Linked DNA regions of Homo sapiens: region 1 is linked to region 2. Evidence: read pairs that join two places in POLR2A ChIA-PET (ENCODE). Cell type or tissue: GM12878. All regions are shown on one strand.

What was found. ChIA-PET counts read pairs that join two places held together with the same protein. Peaks named below come from ENCODE experiments on the same cell type or tissue, not always from the same donor. Only the 100,000 strongest peaks of a DNase experiment are listed, where the experiment ranks them.
Region 1: POLR2A ChIA-PET joins it to region 2 with 5 read pairs; 3 of 35 experiments call an interaction of 5 or more read pairs at or near these places.

The regions. Positions count from the first base shown.
Region 1 is chr1:207,429,576-207,434,575 of GRCh38, forward strand. No RefSeq gene overlaps it. Among named protein-coding and RNA genes, the nearest start is that of CR2, 22 kb to the right of the region's middle. In GM12878, no CTCF peak of the experiment used is centred here; DNase peaks (open chromatin) are centred at 601, 1,179 and 2,145; H3K27ac peaks cover 3,077 bases.
Region 2 is chr1:207,326,033-207,331,032 of GRCh38, forward strand. It overlaps CD55 (CD55 molecule (Cromer blood group)), which reads left to right. Exons shown (of 10, transcript NM_000574.5): 5 at 720-805. Among named protein-coding and RNA genes, the nearest start is that of CD55, 6.9 kb to the left of the region's middle. In GM12878, no CTCF peak of the experiment used is centred here; no DNase peak of the experiment used is centred here.

The DNA.
Region 1 (5,000 bases), 100 kb after region 2:
CACGGGGAATGATCCAATGTTAGAACACAGTTGAAAATACAGGCAAGAGTGGAATTGTTTGATAGTTAAATGTTTCTGAAAAATCAGGAAAGAGTAGAATCCAAGACCTCATGTGAAAGAACTGACCTTCAATAAGAGAAGAGAGAAAATGGAAAAAAGAAAAGATGAATGCAGATGGAGGTTCCTAGAGTTGCTAGCAGGAAATTGGGAGACTAGATCTCCGACGGCTTCTCAGTGAAGAAGGAGGTGAGAAGACAGGCAGAAAAGGGTCAGTTATGGTTGGAAGGGTGAGGAGTATAAAGAAGATACAAAGTAATCATTGATAAAGTGAATTAAAAAGAGGAAAACAATGGTAAGGTTGCCACACAAGGTTGAGTCTATTTGAAATTAGTTATCCTGAATTTATCCACCAGTGCAACCTGCCATGTGGCTCTATCTCAGTGCTTAGGTAAGGAAAGCAGAAAGTAACAATGATTGAGGTTTGGGATTTTCTAAACAGTTGCCATAAGGAAGCAGGCAAAGGAGTTTGTTACTGGCAGGAGTGCTGTTGAACTTGTGGTATAGACTTTTGACTGATTAAGGAAGGAACTGAAGAAAGAGTGGGCAAATAGATTAGAATAAGGGGAAAGGCGACAGAAAGTTCTCATGAAGTCAAACGAAGGTCAAGCAGTTTGACACTGAAATAGGTAAGCTGAATGCAGTGGAGATTGTATGTAGACAGCAGGATGTCTGAATTAGAGATTTTGGAAGTGGTGCCATATTAGGACATGACAAAGTCTAGGGTGTTACCAAGGGGGTATTTTGTTGGAAGTATCTGCTTGAAATCATGTTAAATTTAAACCTCACTCTCCAAAGTCAGTATAATTACACTTATAATTTTTAATCCTGGCATTGGCGTTTATACTGTCAAAAATAAATAAATCCAATAGGGATAAGTTTGCATATTCTGTCTCTAAATCCATTCCCACAAATTGCATTTACATGTCTTCAACTGATAGCAACTGTAACAATTTATATTTAGGCTTGCAGACTTCCTCTTGATGACATTCAAATTTTTTACCCATTTATCAGAATTTCCTAAAACTGTGGTTCACAACCTTCGTTGGTTATCAGAATCACCTGGGGAACTTTTAAATTCATAAATTCTCAGCCTGTTCTGATTCAGTGAACAGTGAACCTGATTCAGTAGTTCCCAGGTGGGGCATGAGAATCTGTACATTTAAAAAAAAAGCTTCCCAGGTGATTCTGACAATTGGTCAGGGATGACAAGCATTGCCCTCAGAGATGAGTAAGTATTCCTCAGTTGACCTGCCACTGACTTCTCAATTCCTCAATACAAATTTCTGGAGCTACACATCCCAAAGGAACCAGCTTGAATGCTGGAAGAAGGAACCACAAACTATAAACTAATGGAGCTAAAATTTACCTTTTTAGGGCTAATTTATGGGTTTTGAATACTTTTAAAATATTAAGACAATTCTGTTATGTTACCACCTGGTTTTTTTTTAAAAGGGGCTACCTATTTCATGATTTCTCTTTTATAAGAGTAACACTTAGATGATAATTTTATTGCAAGACTATTATATTATAATTGTGTGATATACTTTACTGTAAAAATAGTATAATTATTTGTGATGTCAATTGCCAAGTTTTCTTATCTATGCTCCCATATCTGAGTTTTGGAAATTGAAAAAAAGAGAGAGAACTTGGGAAGCTATTGTAGAAGCCTAGGTTAGAGGTGATGATGGTGAAAACTACAAAAATAGCAGAATGGACCCAAAAAAGAGAAAAAAGTTGAAAGAGGTTTATAAGATAGAATAGACAAAGTTGGGATTAGGAATAATATCTTCACATTTCTGTAGGAGTTTGAAAACTAACTTTCTATTAATCATATCTTTAAGTGCCACAAAGTAGAAGTCTTTTTAATTTTGGTTTAAAGACAATATATTTAGTCTTATTTCAAGTTATATGATTATTCCTAATATTAGCTTATATTTTAACCAAAAAATAATCAGAGACTTAAAACCAACTTTCAAATTTGCAGTTGTAACAAACATACTTTAACCTAAAAGAAGAATTGAAAGGCAAGTGCAATGTACCTTGGTTCCTATTTCCTATGGGAACTGTTGTGAGAATTTAAGACAAAACCCATGGGGGAAGGGAGGAAGTGAATTCAATTATGTAACACAGACAAACCAGAGAATAGCAGATTAAAACAGGTGTAAAATTCACCAACTCTAGGTGAAGGAAATTAAACCCTTTTAAAGTCCATATGTTTAGAAATATAGCTCAACTACAACAACGCTACTGGAGCCTATGAGCGATCTATAAGTGTGTGCTTTCATTTTACTTCTAATCTCACAAAATAATTATTCCTAGCAATTGATAGTTTATTCCAAAAAGAAGCCTGACTTTGGCCCTCTCACTGACCTGGAAGAATTTTTGATGACATGTGTGTTAAATGTGTGATTGAGGTGAAGTAGGGATGAATAGCCAGAGCTGGTTAAAAGGATAATCATCCAAAATAATACTGACCTAGGAAAGCTTTAGGTCAAACCTGCCATATAGAAATACTACAAATATAACTATTTGTTAATATAAGTACTGTTGCATTATTAATTTTATAAAAATCTTCAAATGTTCAAATGTGTAAATTCAATATGGATACCAGGATGGCTTATGAACAGCACATGAGAAAACAACTTCATGATGTAATTAACTCAGTGAGTCAATAATGTGATAGAACTGTCTAAATCACTTCTGTCATGTTGGACCACATTAGTACAAGTTTAGTGTGCAGGAAAAAAGAGACGATAATCTCATGCTTTTCTTTGCTGATTACACTGTACAATATTGAGGTCAGCTTTGCCCCCCACATTTTAGAATGAGAGTGATCAAAATATGTTGTATCCACCAGCAAGTGAAGAAACTGGTACAAGAACTTAAATCCATAATATAATTAATAAAAGAAGTAAAATGCTTGGCCTATAGAAGGACATGATAGCTGGTGTCAGATATGGGAATTAGCAAATGACAGGATTCAGTAAGGCCAATGGTTGAAAACAGCAGGTGGGCAAATTTTGTCTCCATGCCAAAACAAGTAAAGAGAGAGGCCGGTGCGGTGGCTCACGCCTGTAATCCTAGCACTTTGGAAGGCCGAGGCGGGTGGATCACGAGGTGAGGAGATCGAGACCATCCTGGCTAACATGGTGAAACCCCGTCTCTACTAAAAATACAAAAAAATACAAAAAATTAGCCGGGCGTGGTGGCAGGCGCCTGTAGTCCCAGCTACTCAGGAGGCTGAGGCAGGAGAATGGCGTGAACCTGGGAGGCGGAGCTTGCAGTGAGCCGAGATGGTGCCACTGCACTCCAGCCTGGGCGACAGAGCAAGACTCTGTCTTAAAAAAAAAAAAAAAGTGAGGAGAGAATGCCTTAACAGATTTCAAGTCAAGAGGGGACTAATAAAGCTCTTTGCAGATAATGTTAAAACAGAGTGTATTGGTTTCAAAAAAATAAAATAAAATAAAAGAGAGTGTATTGCATAAAGCACAGGAAAGAAATGTTCAAAAGCCCCAAACATTTTCAAATATGGGTGCCAAGCTGACTATATTAAAATGACCACCTGGAAAATCATCAAAAACACAGGTTCTAGTTCCTTTATCTGGGAGATTCTGAGTTCTTTAGCCTAGATTCAGACACAGAATCTATCTTTAACATGTTCCCGGGTAATTGTGATGACCAGCCATGTTTAGAAATCACTGAATCATGTTGTATCTAAAATTCTATTCCAATCTAAACCCTGTAATTCCAATGCTTATGAAAGATTATGCTATTGGCCAAATGGCCTAAGAAAATATTCAATGAGGTTAATATTTCATTTATATTTATTTTATCATGCTTAATTTATAAGAATATCCTAAAAATATCACCTGAAAGAGAATTTGGAAGCATGAAGAAACAAGAACAAACTCTAGTTTGTTTATTGTCTAGTTATTCTACTAGATTGACTAAGAACACTGATGTGTGTCAGATGTCATGGAAGTCCCAGGGTCAAATCTAATACCCCTTTACCATCCTGCAGAAAGCACCGGTCTTTCTTGGTTTGATTAGAGGGATTTTCCAAAAAGGAGAAAAGGGTCTTTTGTCCAAATATCCAGCTGTACTGTCTGATGAGCACTTATTTAAAAAACATATTAGAAAGAACATTGCTTACGATGAGAAGTTTTACAAAGCACAAAAGTCCTTCAGTCAGCGTGAACATTAGCCAGTAACGCTCAAGAATTGTTTCTGTGATATTCACTATCTAGTTCTGGATTCTTCTTTCACTGTGTATACTCAAACATGTGGCACTGGATTTTGGAGAGTAATTTGTTTCCTTAGAGCGGGATTGCTGAACTGAAAAAGCAGGACAAAGGCAGAGTTTCTATAGATGAGGCTGTAGGCCCATTTTCAATATATCAGTCTCGAAAGTGCAAAGGAAGACACTTTAAAAAATCATAAGACACAAGAGCTGAAACAGCCCTTAAGGATGTTAGAGTTCAACCCCTCCTTTTATAAATGAGGAAACCAAGTCCAGAGAAAGAATGTGAATTGACCAAAGTCCTACCCTTAGTGATGGAATTGGCACGAGAATGTGAGCCTCCATTCTCAGGCAAGTAGTAGAAGAAATTCCAAGAGTATCGACCTCAGACACCACTCAGGAAAAGGAGCCCCATCAAAGTGAAGGGAGGCAGTGCTGATGGGAGATGTAATTAACAGTTCATTTAGCCTGTGCTGACAGTGAGAACTGGATGGCAATTTGCTCTGCATGTAGAAAACGTGCATAAGATGACAGTGGTAGGGAATCAATGATTGCGGTAATTCATGAGCAAGGCACTGGAGAAAGAAAATGTAAGAAAAGAACTAAAGGCTAAATTCAGGTTATTGGGATAAAAATTAAACCTGGGATCTCTAGATTAGTATTTCCTGAGGTGCTGTTTCTATTATAAATAGAACATAAG
Region 2 (5,000 bases):
AAATACTAAACCAATCTTTAGTTGACCTAAATAATGAATTTGCATGAGTTTTTCTATATGCAAACAAGCTGTTACAAAACAGCATGAGTTAAAGACATTCCTAGTGTGAAAGTATTCTAAGTTCTTTGATAAGTTCTCTGTATAGGGAGAAGGAACTCATTCATTGAGTACCATCAATGTCTCAGACACTGTTGAAAACTTTACATTTATTTTCTCATTTCATATCTGTAAATTAAATAATTCTATTTTACTCTGTGTGTGTCCCTATTCTTTATAAAGTAAAAATATCAGTATCACTTGTCTCCTATACGAAACACAGATATTGGTTAGGTCATGAACACAAAATCTGGGAAGTACTTTGAACCCTTTAAATATAAGTACATTCTATTATTCTGTGAAGCCCATATTTAGAACTCAGAGGTATAAAATGTTCAATCATCTATGTCATTTAAAAATGTTTAAAACACTTTTATGCTTTCTAACATATTCCCCATGCAAATAAAAAATGTACATGTCTTATCTGTTTTTACTCTTTGGATGTCACGTTTTTAAACTTAATTTTTCTTTTCCTTTAAACTACTGTGTGGACTTTTATCAACTACTGTTTTATATTCACCTAATTGTGTAGTAAATATTTTAAGATAATAACCTGGAGAATTTGAGGAAAGTCAAATATGTGTGAATGTAACAAACTCTTTTTTCTTCCCCTGTTGCTTTAGGTACAAATTATTTGGCTCGACTTCTAGTTTTTGTCTTATTTCAGGCAGCTCTGTCCAGTGGAGTGACCCGTTGCCAGAGTGCAGAGGTAAGAGTTAAAAAATCTAAGCACTCAGATTGTGAGGCTGAGTACTCAATGATAAATTAATTTCTGCCCCTTAAGAATATTAGCACAGTGTGTATTTGTAGCAAACCCACCTTTCAATATATGAGTGCTTTGCTAATTTTAAGACCTTTTCTAGTGATGTTCCTTCATTTAGCAGCTGTGAAGATAAACCAGCAAGTTTTCTGAGTCCCAATTCCCAAATTGTAGAATGAGGATTAAAAACAAACTTAGGTTTGTATTGCACTTGGTCATTTATTGTCTAACCATTACTTCTAAAGTCAAGTATGATAGGTGAAAGATTTCCGCCCCACAATTTTGTGTAAGAAAATAGTGTCAATCAGAGGGTCTGTAAGACTTGACCCCATATCCTAAAACAAGTGGCAATGGAAGGCATTTAACCAGGTCTCTTATTTCAAACCCAGCATTTTTCTAAAATCCAGTGTTGCCTACATGCTGCTTCTTAGGATTAAAATAATTAACCGAGATAATTATCTAGAGGGGTTTTAAGGTGTGATATATTCTTATCATTAGAGAGATAAGCTTATACCGTCAAGAAGAAATACTGTGTCTGTATTTGAGAATCTTCTCAAAGAAAGATATGGTGCAGAAATAATATTATAAATGGATATATATCCAGTCAAATTTATGTCAATTAGAGACACATGTCTCTTGGAAATTGAGAGGAATAAAATACATGCAACATTTTAAAATGTAGGCTTGCTTTCTTTCCATCCTTCTCTCTCTCCACACACAATGTGCCCTCCTGCAAATGACTTCTGAAGGCCCTATTGTCAAAATTATTGATAAGTTAAAGTTTTTGTATGTTACTAGGGGAAGAAAACTAGAGTAGATTTAGTGTAATTTATCAAGCATTTATCGATTGACACTCTGGTAGGCAACGTGTACGGTCAACTGACACGAAGACAAATAAAATGAAGCCGTGCCATTAAGGAGCCTGTCCCTGCCACACCCACCATGTGCCCTTCTTTTTGAGATGTCATACTACTACCTTTTTTTTCTCATTGTAGTTGTTTTTAAATTTTTCATCATTGCTACCCAGTAGCACCTTTCCCATTTTCGTTGTCCAGTAAGAGACATTGTAAATGATAGTAAATTAAAGATAGAAAACAAGGAAAAGCTGGGCCATATCTTTTGTTTGACCCAGGCAACATGTCACAAAGTTCAGACAAACAGTCTCCCATCTGAAGCCAGTATTTTCACAAGCACCTGCTGTGTCATGAATTTGACAGAAATGCAAACCCACTTTATCTTCCTGCTTGCACATCTAGGCCACAGCCTTGCTTCCCTATCTGGTGTCTTGAACTCCATGCTGAATATTCTGATGTTCATGTTTTCCTCCTTGACTCTTCTATCCTCTCTGTGACTCAGCAACCACTGACATCTGCATCCTGTAGGAAAGAGCCCCTGTTCTTAAGCAATCCCAGTGCCTTCAAATATCCCTATAAGGCCTTACTTCTTTCAGGATCATTTTGATTTTCCACATAACTTGTTTTGACCATACCAAAAAGATTGAATGGAAAGTGAATTCTTAAACAATGTACTGCTTCACCTCAAGTATGTAGCCCTAGACTATAAACACATGAGGTTGCTTCAGTGTCCATGCGTGAATATGGATACGAAGAAGGAAAGAACAGTGGACACATTCACTAATTGTCTATAGTTATACAGAAAACAGAGGTGCTGCTAGTTTACCTCTGAATAGAGCCTCACTGTCAGAGGACCTGTTTGCTTATCTCTCTGCCAATGTTTTCTTTTTCAAAATTTTAGTTGACTGATGGTATCTGCTAACCTAGAATCAATCCCTGCTATATGACTATCATGCCAGACCCTTCTCTTTATCTTAACTCCCCACATCTCATCCCTAAATCATTGTGCTTTACCTCCTCAATCTGTTTTTCAAACTTGTGTTTTGCTCTCCATCTGTATATTTCTAGCATAGTTTATTATTCCTCCTGTGGACTATTGCAATTAGGGCCACCCCTAACATTTTCAGGGCCCAGGCAAGAATATAAATGGAGGTCGCTGGCCTAAGACCCACCTTGTATCAAATAGCCCTTCCTCTTCCCACACTGTATGGGTTCTCTGGTGCACATAAGCGGACAACTCAGCCTACATACCCAAGACATGTCCACCACATCCACCATAACTTGTATCCACCCTCCATTGTCTGTTGGGTTAGAGGTGAGTATATCAGCAGGATAGACCACCCTCAAGAACATGGACCAGTGGGAGGGACCCTCTCAGGCCCTGGAAGGGGTGTTGGCACAGGGAATTCTGGGTGCTAGTTCCTGGAGCATGTTCTGGAATGGAGGAGAAGTCGTAGGACAGGCTGTCATTGAGTATATGCTATCAGCCTACAAACATCCCACCAACAGGGGAGAAATGCATCCAGAGGAGGGCCAGAGCACAGCCTTTTAAAATGTGGGGTTTGAGGCAGCAATCTTAGTTGCCTGAGTTCAAGAGTGACACTGATAGCAATGGCCTCCTGCCTCCATTCTTTCACTCTATTAATGTTTCATCCATATTTTACCCAGAGCGATCTGAAACACAGATGTGACTTAGACATCTATTTCCTCCTTAGAGCTTATTCATATCTCCTATCACTTAAAAAGCCCAAATTCCTTAGTATAGTGTACAAGGCAGCCATGGTCTACCTACTGCTTGACACTCAGGTCTTGCCTTCATGTTTTATGCCTTATACATGCAAACTGCTGTGGTTTCCATGTACCTCTTTTTTTTCTTTTTTTTAAATTGAGACAGGGTCTCACTCTGTTGCCCAGGCTGAAGTGCAGTGGTGCGATCACAGCTCACTGCAGCCTCAACCTCCTTGGCCCAAGTGATCCTCCCACCTCAGCCTCCCTTGTAGCTGGGACTATAGGTGCACACCACCATGCCCAGCTAATTTATGTATTTTTTGCATAGACAGGGCTTCCTCATGTTGTCCAGGCTGGTCTCGAACTCCTGGGCTCAAGCAGTCTGCCCGCCTCAGCCTCCCAAAGTTCTGGGATTACAGGTGTGAACCACCATGCCCCGCTGCCCCTTCTTTACTTAGCTATATTTTCCTTACTAAGAGTTAGTTCCCTAGCCCATCAGAAAGATTCCCAGGCTGGCTACTTCGGGATGACCCTTGCATTTTTTATTGAAATCATTTCTGAATCTTTTTTCCCACTAGCTTTTAAGACATAGGAACTATATCTTGTTCAGCTTTGCGCTTCCAATTATAAAAAAATGCCTGGCGTGTGTTAGGCACTCAGAAAATGTTTGAACTGAACCAATGGTGTGTGTGTCTCTGCACACTCTAAGTTAGTGTAAATCAGAACAGCTTGTTGTTGCTGCTTGTTTTGATCCAAGACCAAAGAGTGATTGATAAATGTGCTAAGTATTTTCTGTGTTCTTAAGTATGTTTGGTGTAACATAATTTGGCATACACACATATTAAATTGCCTTCATTCTTAAAAAAAAAAAAAAGGACAACAACATCATGCCTTTAGATTATGTGGAACCATTGAATTTTTTCTCAGGGTAACTGCCAGGGAGTGGTCCCTTTTTACAGTATAACTAAAAAAACTTCTGCTTGTATTTATTTTGTAAGTTCAGCTGCTCAGTAAGATTGTTTTGAGTGAAGTCTCTGTGAGTCCATATGTGCTAAAAATTTTTACTCTAGAAGTCAAAATGTAATCCTGACATTTAAGATCTCTGCTGTATCCAAAATGATCTATACTTAACTCTTAAACATGCTGCTTGAATTTTCAACTCCTTGCATTTGCTAGCGTTTCCCTCTTAGAGTGAAGAGCAACGCTTTCTCCGCTGTTCTCTCTCAAAAGCATGGTACATATTAGGTTTAAACTCAAGTTCTATTTCCCTGCCCAAGTCTTCTCTGACTACACTGCTTTCATCTCTAAAATCCTGCAGCATTCACTTTTCCTAGCACCGTTTTGATATGCACACATCTTACTATAATTTTTCTTTTACATACATGTTCTGAATCTTATTATTTCTATGAATTGGTCTCAAGGTTAGCATTTGTCTTCTACACCATTTGCATTCAAAGCTCCCACATACTACCAATTACTTAATAGGCATTTATAAGCATCTCTTGTTGGTAATGCTGAATTTAGAAAAATGATATTTTGATTTCTTTAAAATATAATCTTTA